Linked DNA regions of Homo sapiens: regions 1 and 3 are each linked to region 2. Evidence: chromatin contacts called from ENCODE Hi-C or POLR2A ChIA-PET data. All regions are on one chromosome and are shown on one strand. Each heading gives the region's core, a stretch centred on a gene start or an enhancer-like site at or near the end of the contact. The rest is flanking DNA. Distances are from core to core; before and after follow the strand shown.

Evidence for each region. A loop is a pair of places that touch in the nucleus more often than their neighbours do. ChIA-PET counts read pairs that join two places held with the same protein, here RNA polymerase II (POLR2A). Pooled maps may share reads with other maps.
Region 1: a pooled map shows a loop between it and region 2 (4-fold over the local background). The contact joins the enhancer-like site here to the promoter of SP140L in region 2. A Hi-C loop is called at or near these places in 1 of 37 single-sample maps with no recorded cell type and 8 of 50 pooled maps. POLR2A ChIA-PET finds 5 or more read pairs at or near these places in 4 of 52 experiments (CD4-positive, alpha-beta T cell, Panc1, activated CD4-positive, alpha-beta memory T cell and 1 more).
Region 3: a pooled map shows a loop between it and region 2 (2.8-fold over the local background). The contact joins the enhancer-like site here to the promoter of SP140L in region 2. A Hi-C loop is called at or near these places in 5 of 50 pooled maps.

Annotation. Positions count from the first base shown.
Region 1 is chr2:230,642,093-230,645,260 of GRCh38, reverse strand. No RefSeq gene overlaps it. Among named protein-coding and RNA genes, the nearest start is that of LINC01907, 57 kb to the left of the region's middle. RefSeq lists an enhancer at 629-798. Within about 2 kb of position 1,605, at least 14 of the 41 ENCODE cell types and tissues checked have a DNase peak (open chromatin) inside an H3K27ac peak, as active enhancers do; they include CD4-positive, alpha-beta T cell, where a contact is called at or near this core.
Region 2 is chr2:230,325,474-230,328,561 of GRCh38, reverse strand. It overlaps SP140L (SP140 nuclear body protein like), which reads right to left and starts at 1,369. Exons shown (of 19, transcript NM_138402.6): 1 at 1,261-1,369. The coding sequence starts at 1,292. RefSeq lists an enhancer at 1,226-1,695.
Region 3 is chr2:229,998,739-230,001,822 of GRCh38, reverse strand. All of the region lies in intron 3 of FBXO36 (F-box protein 36), which reads right to left. Among named protein-coding and RNA genes, the nearest start is that of SLC16A14, 69 kb to the left of the region's middle. Within about 2 kb of position 1,367, at least 2 of the 41 ENCODE cell types and tissues checked have a DNase peak (open chromatin) inside an H3K27ac peak, as active enhancers do.

The DNA of each region.
Region 1 (3,168 bases), core at 356-2,855, 320 kb before region 2:
GACAGGGTCTTGCTGTATCGCCCAGGCTGGAGTACAATAGCTCTTTACAGGCACAGTCATAGAACACTGCAGTCTTGAACTCTTGGCTTCAAGCAATCTTCCTGCCTCAGCCTCTTGAATAGCTCAGATTACAGGTGTGCACCATTGTGCCAGCCAGAAATGATTTTTTTTTTTTTTTTGGAGTCGTGCAATCGTGGCTCATTACAGCCTCAACTTCTGGGGCTCAAGTGATCCTCCCACCTCAGCCTCCTGAGTAGCTGGGATTATAGGCGTGTGCCACCATACCTGGCTAATTTTTAAGATTTTTTTGTAGAGACAAGGTCTCTGTGTTGCCCAGGCTGGTTTTGAACTCCTAGGCTCAAGAAATCTGCCCGCCTCCCAAAGTGCTGGGATTATAGGTGTGAGCCACCATGCATGCTCCAGAAATAAAAAATTTTAAGGAAGTATTATGTAGAACAACCAGGGCTGGGACTGGAATGAGGCAAGAGAGGTATCTAAGACACAAAATTGTGAGGAGGCATTCACTCTCCTCTTCTCTTGCCTCACCCTACTCCTGCACTTGAGAAACTATCAGAAAGGGTAGGGCGCAAGGGCACCATGGCTCATGCCTGTAATCCCGCCACTTTGGGAGGCCGAGGTGGGCAGATCACTTGAGGCTAGGAGTTAGAGACCAGCCTGGCCACGATGGTGAAACTCTGTCTCTGCTAAAAATACAAAAATTAGCTGGGTGTGGTGGTGAGCTCCTGTGGTCCCAGCTACTCGGGAGCCTGAGGTGGGAGGATCACCTGAGCCCAGGGAGGTCAAGGCTGCAGTGAGCCAGGATGGTGTCACTGCACTCTGGCCTTGGTGACAGAGTGAGACCCTGTCTCAAAAAAGAAAAAAAAAAAGAAAAAAGACTGAATTTTACTGTAGGTAGATTACACTTTAATTTTTAAAAAAGGAAAAAACAAAGTAAGGCCCTTGGGCTATTGGAAACTAGCTACCCTGACGTAGATCAGCCAAAGTACCCCAGCTCTATAAGCTCACTTCATGTGAGCTCGAGCCCTGTATGCACTTTGCCCCACTCTTAAAGGCACCATGGGAGGAAACGGAAAGTTCAAGAGGCAGGAAGAAGTCAGAAGAGCCATGTGATGAGTATCTAACTGTATTTAGCTTCAGTTTCAAGATGTGGTGAACATGCAGAAGAGAATGAAAAACTCCCACTGCCTCTTGTCCCCAGGTTTTAGGCAGGAAACTTGATTATGAGTAAAATAATTGAGTGATTGGTTTATTGGATAGACAAGTGACAGGAAACATCCCACCCCCGCTCCCGTGTCCCCTGCCCTCCTGCCCACTCAAACCTGCTGTTTGACATCATCTTGTCTATTTCTGCTGTCTTGGTTTGGGTGTCCCTGGAAACAGACCCTGAGACGTGAACTGGGTATAAATAGTGAGGAAGTAAGATAGGAAAGGGAATGGGCCATTAAAGAGTGAGTTTTCAGACCAGAGGTCACAGCATTATCCCGACTGAGGGGCAGGAAGCTGTGGTACTTACCCAATGACTTCCTGTCCCTCCTTGGTTGAAGACTACTTCCAGGCACTTGACCACTCCAGCACTTCCTGTTTGCCTTGCTCAAGCGTTGAGCACCCTCCCTGGCCAGATAAAAGCTGTTGGGCAGAGGCTCGGGTATTGGCAATACAAGGCCTTCCTGCGTAGGTTGAATGCCCGGGATGTGGGCACAACAGTGCTCACTAGACCTGGTTAAAATCTGGGGATGGCCCACAGTTTTTCCAGGACCTTTTAGTTATAAGAACAGACTCCTTTTAATAATTAAAAAAAGTCTTATCTCTTCTAATATTCAATATTTTATCCTACTAACGCCCTCTACCCTGCTTCAGCTGGGGCCTGTCTTAGTCCAGGAACTGTGGGGAGTGGTCTGATCGCTTTTCTGACTCTCAACCTCTGGTCTCCTTCGCCACCTGTTCTTTTGGTCTCTGCAGGACTAGAGTGGGCAGGGGAAGAGAGGTGAGGGGCAGGAAGGGCTTTGGTTGACCTGCTCTGTTGTAATTTTAAGTGGGAACTCCAGGGAACTGGATGACACCTCCTGCTGCCCAATTGATCACCAATGCAGGGTCCCTGCTTTCTGGTTCATTCCCCTGCTTTACTTGCAGCAAGTTCTCCTGGGCAGAGTCTCTCTCAAGGAGACCTGGCCCAGCTCCTTTCAGCGAGCCCATCTCTGGCCTCTGGGAGATGCACATCCATCCTTGTCCCACCAGGCTCTGGAAGTGCAGGCCCTTTCCACCACCGTCATGTCTCTTCCTGTATTTGCCAAGCAGGGTGAGTTCCAGCCATGGCCTCCAGGCTATAGATTCTTTGGGTGTGGCTTCAGTCCCGAGTCCTTCGTGTCTATCTCTCCAAGGGATTCCTTATTTTTTAATTTTTAAATTTATTTTTATTTTTTGAGATGGAGTCTCGCTCTGTAGCCCAGGCTGGAGTGCAATGGCGTGATCTTGGCTCACTGCAACCTCTACCTCCCGGGTTCAAGTGATTCTCCTGCCTCAGCCTTCCAAGTAGCTGGGATTACAGGCGTGTGCCACCATGCACAGCTGATTTTGTATTTTTAGTAGAGATGGGGTTGCATCATGTTGGTTAGGCTGGTCTCGAACTCCTGACCTCAGGTGATCCACTCGCCTCAGCCTCCTAAAGTGCTGGGATTACAGGCACGAGCCCCTGCAGCCAGCCTCCAGTGGATTCTTTTAAAGCCCCTCACTTGGCTTGAGATGGTACAATCTGCCCTGTGTTGCCAGCTTGTCAGCTGGGAAGCTTTGGGCTGCAAGAATGCCAGATCTCAGTTAAACTGGTTTAACTATAAAGCCTTTGACTGTAAGACATTCAATGTTTCAGGGCAGACTGATCTTGCGGTTTTAAGACATCTCCCATGACCCAGGACCTTTGAGTCTCTCTGCTCTGTTGCCCACCCTGTTGGCTGCATCTGAAGATGGCTGTTGCCAGATGTAATCCAAGCCTTATGCTTTCTGGTTCATGTCTAGTGGCTCACATCCTTCTCGAGGAGCCCTCTGTCCCACTATTCTAAGAGAGAGTGCTGAGAGCCACTCCGATCGGCCCAGTTAAAGATGTGTCCACCTCCAAACCAACGACTTATGGAGGATAAAATAAAAAATGCTGAT
Region 2 (3,088 bases), core at 120-2,619:
AATGGTTAAAAAATTATGCTATGTAAATTCTATGGAATAGTATATGTAAAAAGAGTGAGGTAGATCTATATGCATTAAGGTGAAAAGATCTCTAAGATTTCCACCATTAAAATGAGTAGAAATGCAAAATGCAGAATAGCACGCACAATGTAATTCCATTTATTACAAAACGAGAACACAAATTATATGTTTACAAAAACATACTTCATACACGTAAATGCATCGAAAAATATGAGAAAAGTTATGCCGAAGACTCTTCACAAGACTGTGAAAGGAAGCTACAAGGCGAAGTGAGTGGTGAAGAAGACTTTTTCGTTTATACACTTCTCCACTGTTTGAAATTTTATGAGTAAGAATGTAATGTATTTCTTTTGTATTAAAAAATTTAAAAGATTAAAATCGCTTGAACCCAGGAGACAGAGGTTGCAGTGAGCCGGGATTGTGCCACTGCACTCCAGCCTGGTTGACAGAGTGAGACCCTGTCTCAAAAAAATGAAATAAAATAAAAAGATTACGTAATGTTATTTATAAACTCGTTACTAGAGAAAAGATAGGATTTCCATCTCTTTTCTGGTCAGAGGCATCCCCCATCTTGGGACAGGAAATTGAAGTAAAAATAAAAATATTTAGCTTTCTGCCATCCTGGGCCTTTTTCTTCTTTTTCCTTCTTTGGATCAAGGTCAATTGTATCAGAACTCACACCCTGAGTCAGTCAAGGAAATAGCCCCAAAGCTGACTGAGGCCCCTTGCCAAGACAGGTGAAACCACAGTTTCCAATGTTTAAAAGTAAGCCAGCTGTTTACCCTGGAGTGTCTATTTCCAAACTACCTTCTTTGACATGACATATGTGAAGGTAGAGAGGGCAGAGGGATGTGAAAGGGTTGGGAGATCATGAGGAAATGTTTGTTGAAACACAAACATATAATTTGTGTTCCTCATTCTCATGAGGAAATAATAACTCTCAGTCACAAATGACTGAAACGACTGTTCAGAGTGTCCCCGCCAGCTGAGCAGTAGTTTCAAAACAAGAAAAGTCATCTGTGTTATGGCAAGCTGGACTCACACAAACAGCTGTCCTGCTGCAGTTGTAAAAATCTGATTTCCTTATTACATTCTCTTTTATTCCATTATATTACACTACCTACCTATGTTCTTGCAAAGCAGGACTAAACTGAAGCTTTAGACAGAAACTGAACTACAGGCATGAAAGCTCCAATACTGCCAGAGATAAAGGTGAAAGGAAGAGAGATAAAGACTCACCTGGTGCTCAGGTCGCTGCCCCCACCTGCCATCGTCCCACCCTAGGCCCTGCCTGGGTGTCAGAGCCTGGCCTATGAGCTCCCCAGTCGGCCCAGCCTGCGTGCAGTGTGGCTGCCCTGACCCGGAGCAGGAAGTCGGCCGACAGACTGACTCACCCTCACAGATTTCTGCCCAAATGGGGAAAAGAAAAGTGAAAGTATTTATTTAACTTCCTGCTGGGATACAGACACCGTGTTTCTCCTCCTTTTTCACTCCAAGGGGTTCTCAGCTTTTCTGAAATGTGGCAGACGGTTGGAGGAGAGGCCTGACAAGCAGCAAGACCTGCAGGACCAGGGAAAGGAGGGCCCAGAGGACGAGCAGGGCTGGCTTCCGGGAGTCCACTTGCTTGTGCAATGGACAGCAAAAAAAAAAAAAATGTCCTTGAACCAAAATAGTCCTTAGCTGCTCTGCCCTCTTAAGAGGGGGCATAGTTTACATGGGAGTTGGGGGGAAAACTCCATGTTTGCCCCTTCCCCTTGCTGAAATGGCTGGGGGTGAGAGTTGGAGGGTTGGAGGGAAAGCCAGAAACTTCAAATCTTCTCTCAGGCCCATGGGAGAGCATGGACTGGACTAAGGTAGGTCCTGACATGGGGACCCAGGGCTGGAGAGAACCAAAATGCTCAGCATTATAACCTGGGGAGAGTGTTCTTAGCCTTCCTGGAAATCAGCCAGAAGTAAGAGAGAACTCTCCACACCCCTGGGACCAGAGGCTGGAGCCAGCATGGTAAGAAAGGCAAACATTTTAAGGGGCAAGGGTTTAAGGAATCTTGACTATGGGGCCACCTTGGAACAGCCAGGGATGAAGAGAGCTTCGGAGAAGTCACTGGAATCTTGAGAGAACAAAAGCTTCTCATTGGAGGAGGATGGAGGTTGGAACCCAGATGATCTAGACATGGAAGGGCAGGGTGGCTCCCGCGGGAGGTTCTATCTCTTCCCAGATTTTCCATTTAGATTCTGATTCAACATTCCTCAGAGAACAAGAAGCGACCGAGAAGACTCGCTTTACATCAGTATAAAGTCATAGGTAAAGAAATAGAAGCAAAGGGCGCATGAGAATGGGGCCACAGGACACAACCAGGGACCAGAACTCCAGGCTGGACCATGGGGCAGAGACAGGGAGGCAGCTGGGAGCCTGGGGGCGCTGGAATCCAGGGCCCAAGGTGAGCAGAGGGTGGAAGCTGGTGAGGATTCAGGGGCCAGAGGGGATGGTGCTCCAGAGCCATGTTTTCCAAATTACATTCTGCTGAATCCAACTTTTTCCAGCCCCCACCCCCAGCCATCTCAGCAAGGGGAAGGGGCAAACATGGAGTCCTCCCCCAACTCCCATGTAAACTATGCCCCATCTTAGAGGGCAGAGCAGCTAAGGACAATTTTGGTTCAAGGACTTTTTTTTTTTTTGCTGTTTATTGCACAATAGTTGGAAGCTGTGAATGCTTGTTCAGGTACATTTGAAAATACGAGGGTGGGGGGTTTCTACCCTGATTCTACTGGTGCCCTGCTTTCCCCAAAATGAGTTAATAAGCAGGTGCCAAGACACTGGTGAGGACAGCTTTTCCAGTGGGCGAGGTCACTGTTTCTATCAGGTACTGCACACCTGTAGGTCTCTCTCTCTCTTTCTCTTGCTCGCTCCCCCATGACTCCCCAGTTTTATGGAGGCACAGTGGCTGGTAAGCTGAGCATCTGTTGGGCACAGTTGTCCTCTGATCCCAGTCTCCATGGAGCACAGCAGCACTGACAAGGCCTGGCGCGGACCACACCAGTCGGCTCTGGCGTCTGCACTCACCCCTCT
Region 3 (3,084 bases), core at 118-2,617, 330 kb after region 2:
TAGTAACAATAACAAACAGAAGAGAAAGGAAATAAGTGAAATTCCCAGGAGTAGGCCCTGGAACCACGTGTCAGGTAGCACTGATCTTGAGCAGGAGAGGAGCAACTCCCTCCCTGAGGTAAAGAGGAAGGAGCTGGACTGGACACAAATAATTTGGTAATAAACTTGTCCCCCGGAATTTGAAAAGGAAGCCTTTTTTTCATTAATAAAGTAGTTAAATGAAAATAACTTATAAGGTTGGGCATGGTGGCTCATGCCTGCAATCCCAGCACTTTGGGAGGCCGAGGCAGGTGGATCACCTGAGGTCAGGAGTCCAAAACCAGCCTGGACAACATGGCGAAACCCCGTGTCTACTAAAAATACAAAAATTAGCCAGGCACAGTGGTGGGTGCCTGTAATCCCAGCTACTCGGGAGGCTGAGGCAGCAGAATTGCTTGAACCCAGGAGGCAGAGGTTGCAGTGAGCCGAGATGGTGCCATTGCACTCCAGCCTGGGCAACAGAGCGAGACTCTGTCTCAAAAGAAAAAAAAAGAAAAAAGAAAAAGAAAATAACTTATAAATGAAGTGTGTAACAGGTAAATGGAACAGAGATAAAACTTAGATTGACAACAGAAATAAGTGGTTTTCCTTCTTTCCCTGTGTGCAAATAAGAAAAAAAGTGGTTGGCTGGGTGCAGTGGCTCACGCCTGTAATCTCAACACTTTGGGAGGCTGAGGTAGGTGGATCACTTGAGGCCAGGAGTTCAAGACCAACCTGGCCAACATGGTGAAACCCAGTCTCTACTGAAAATGCAAAAATTAGCCAGGCATGGTGGCAAGCACCTGTAGTCCCACCCAGCTACTCAGGAGGCTGAGGCAGGAGAATCCCTTGAACCCAGGAGGTGGAGGTTGCATGAGCTGAGATCTCACCACTGAACTCCAGCCTGGGTGACCGAGCGAGACTCTGACTCAAAAAAAAAAAAAAAAAAAAAAGAAAAGTGGTTAATGTTATGCGGGGAGAATAAAAGCAGCAGCCCTGAGTCATGTTCCATCTTCTAATAATTCTGCTCTGTAAAGATGCTCAGGGCTGAAATCAGCAACCTAGAGAAGACCTACTTCAGAGCACTGGCTAAATTATGGAGAATGTTTTCAAGACTGCACTGAAATAATAGCAGGACACTAAGAGTGAAAGTAATAGTGGAAGTGAGTAAAACTTGGAGAGAAGGCAGCCGCTCAGCGTGAGAAATAACTACCAGAAGCCACTCACTTGCTGCTGTTTCCTATCAAATCCTTCCATTTACTTGCAGGAGCAGAAATTTACTGAAAGTAAATGGAAGGATTTGATAGAAAATCAAATCCAGGCCCTGCAACAGCGCAGAAACTTTTGCTAGATCCCCACTTGCATATTTTATTTACGTAGAATTCTCTTTTCATTTAAAGTATGAATAATCAGCTGCTGCTGCTTCTTTTTTTTTTTTTTTTTTTTTTTGAGACAGTCTCACTCTGTTGTCCAGGCTGCAGTGCAGTGGTGTGATCTTGGCTCACTGCAACCTCCACATCCTGAGTTCAAGCAGCAATCCTGCCTCAGCCTCCCAACTACCTGGGATTACAGGCCTGTGCCACCAGGCCCAGCTAATTTTTGTATTTTTAGTTGAGATGTGGTTTCCCTATGTTGGCCAGGCTGGTCTCAAACTCCTGACCTCAGGTGATCCACCCACCTCGGCCTCCCAAAGTGCTGGGATTACAGGTGTGAGCCACCGTGCCAGGCCCTAATAATCAGCTTCTTATCAGCACCAAGCACAAAATTTCAACTTTAGGATACTTATTTAATGGCAAAAATATATACAATAGTACTTGTTTTCAGCTTTCCATTTTTAGGTAGGAAAATCAAGTAAAAAATATATTTTGGGGAGCTAAATGATGAGAACTTATGAATACAAAGAAGGAAACAATAGATACTGGTGTCTACTTGAGGGTGGAGGGTGGGAGGAAGAGGAGGAGCAGAAAACATAACTATTGGGTATTGGGTTTAATAATTAACCTGGGTGATTAAATAATCTGTACAAAAAAACCCTGTGACATGAGTTTACCTGTGTAACAAACCTTCACATGTATGCCTGAACCCAAAATATAAGTTAAAAAATACATATATATACATATATATATTTGGACAGGAAGGTGGCTCACACCTGTAATCTCAGCACTTTGGGAGGCTGAGGTGGGAGGATCATTTGAGCCCAGGAGTTCAAGAGCAACCTGGGCAACACAATGAAATCCCACCTCTCTTTTAAAAATTAAATATGTGTGTGTGTGTATATATACACATACATATATATATATATATACATATATATATACACACACACACACTCTCAAAAGGAATATATTAAGTACTATAATACAGATTATATTACTTAAGGCCGGGCGCGGTGGCTCACACCTGTAATCCCAGCACTTTGGGAGGCCGAGGTGGGTGGATCACCTGAGGTCAGGAGTTTGAGATCAGCCTGGCCAACACGGGGAAACCCCGTCTGTACTAAAAATATAAAAATTAGCTGGGCATGATGGTGGGTGCCTGTAATCCCAGTTACTCGGGAAGCTGAGGCACAAGAATCACTTGAACCCAATAGGCGGAGGTTGCAGTCAGCGGAGATCATGCCATTGCACTCTGGCCTGGGCGACAGAGAAAGACTCTGTCTCAAAAAAAAAAAAAAAAAAAATTACATTACTTAAAATTATTTTTGGCCAGGCGCGGTGGCTCACGCTTGTAATCCCAGCACTTTGGGAGGCTGAGGCGGGCAGATCACAACGTCAGGAGATCGAGACCATCCTGGCTAACACGGTGAAACCCCGTCTCTACTAAAAATACAAAAAATTAGCCGGGTGTGGTGGCGGGCACCTGTAGTCCCAGCTACTCGGGAGGCTGAGGCAGGAGAATGGCGTGAACCTGGGAGGCAGAGCTTGTAGTAAGCCGAGATCGCGCCACTGCACTTCAGCCTGGGCGACAGACAGAGACTCGGTCTCAAAAAAAAAAAAAAAAAAAATTATGTTTTTTGAGACAGGGTTTTGTTCTGTTGTCCAGGCTGGGGTACAGTGGTATGAACAC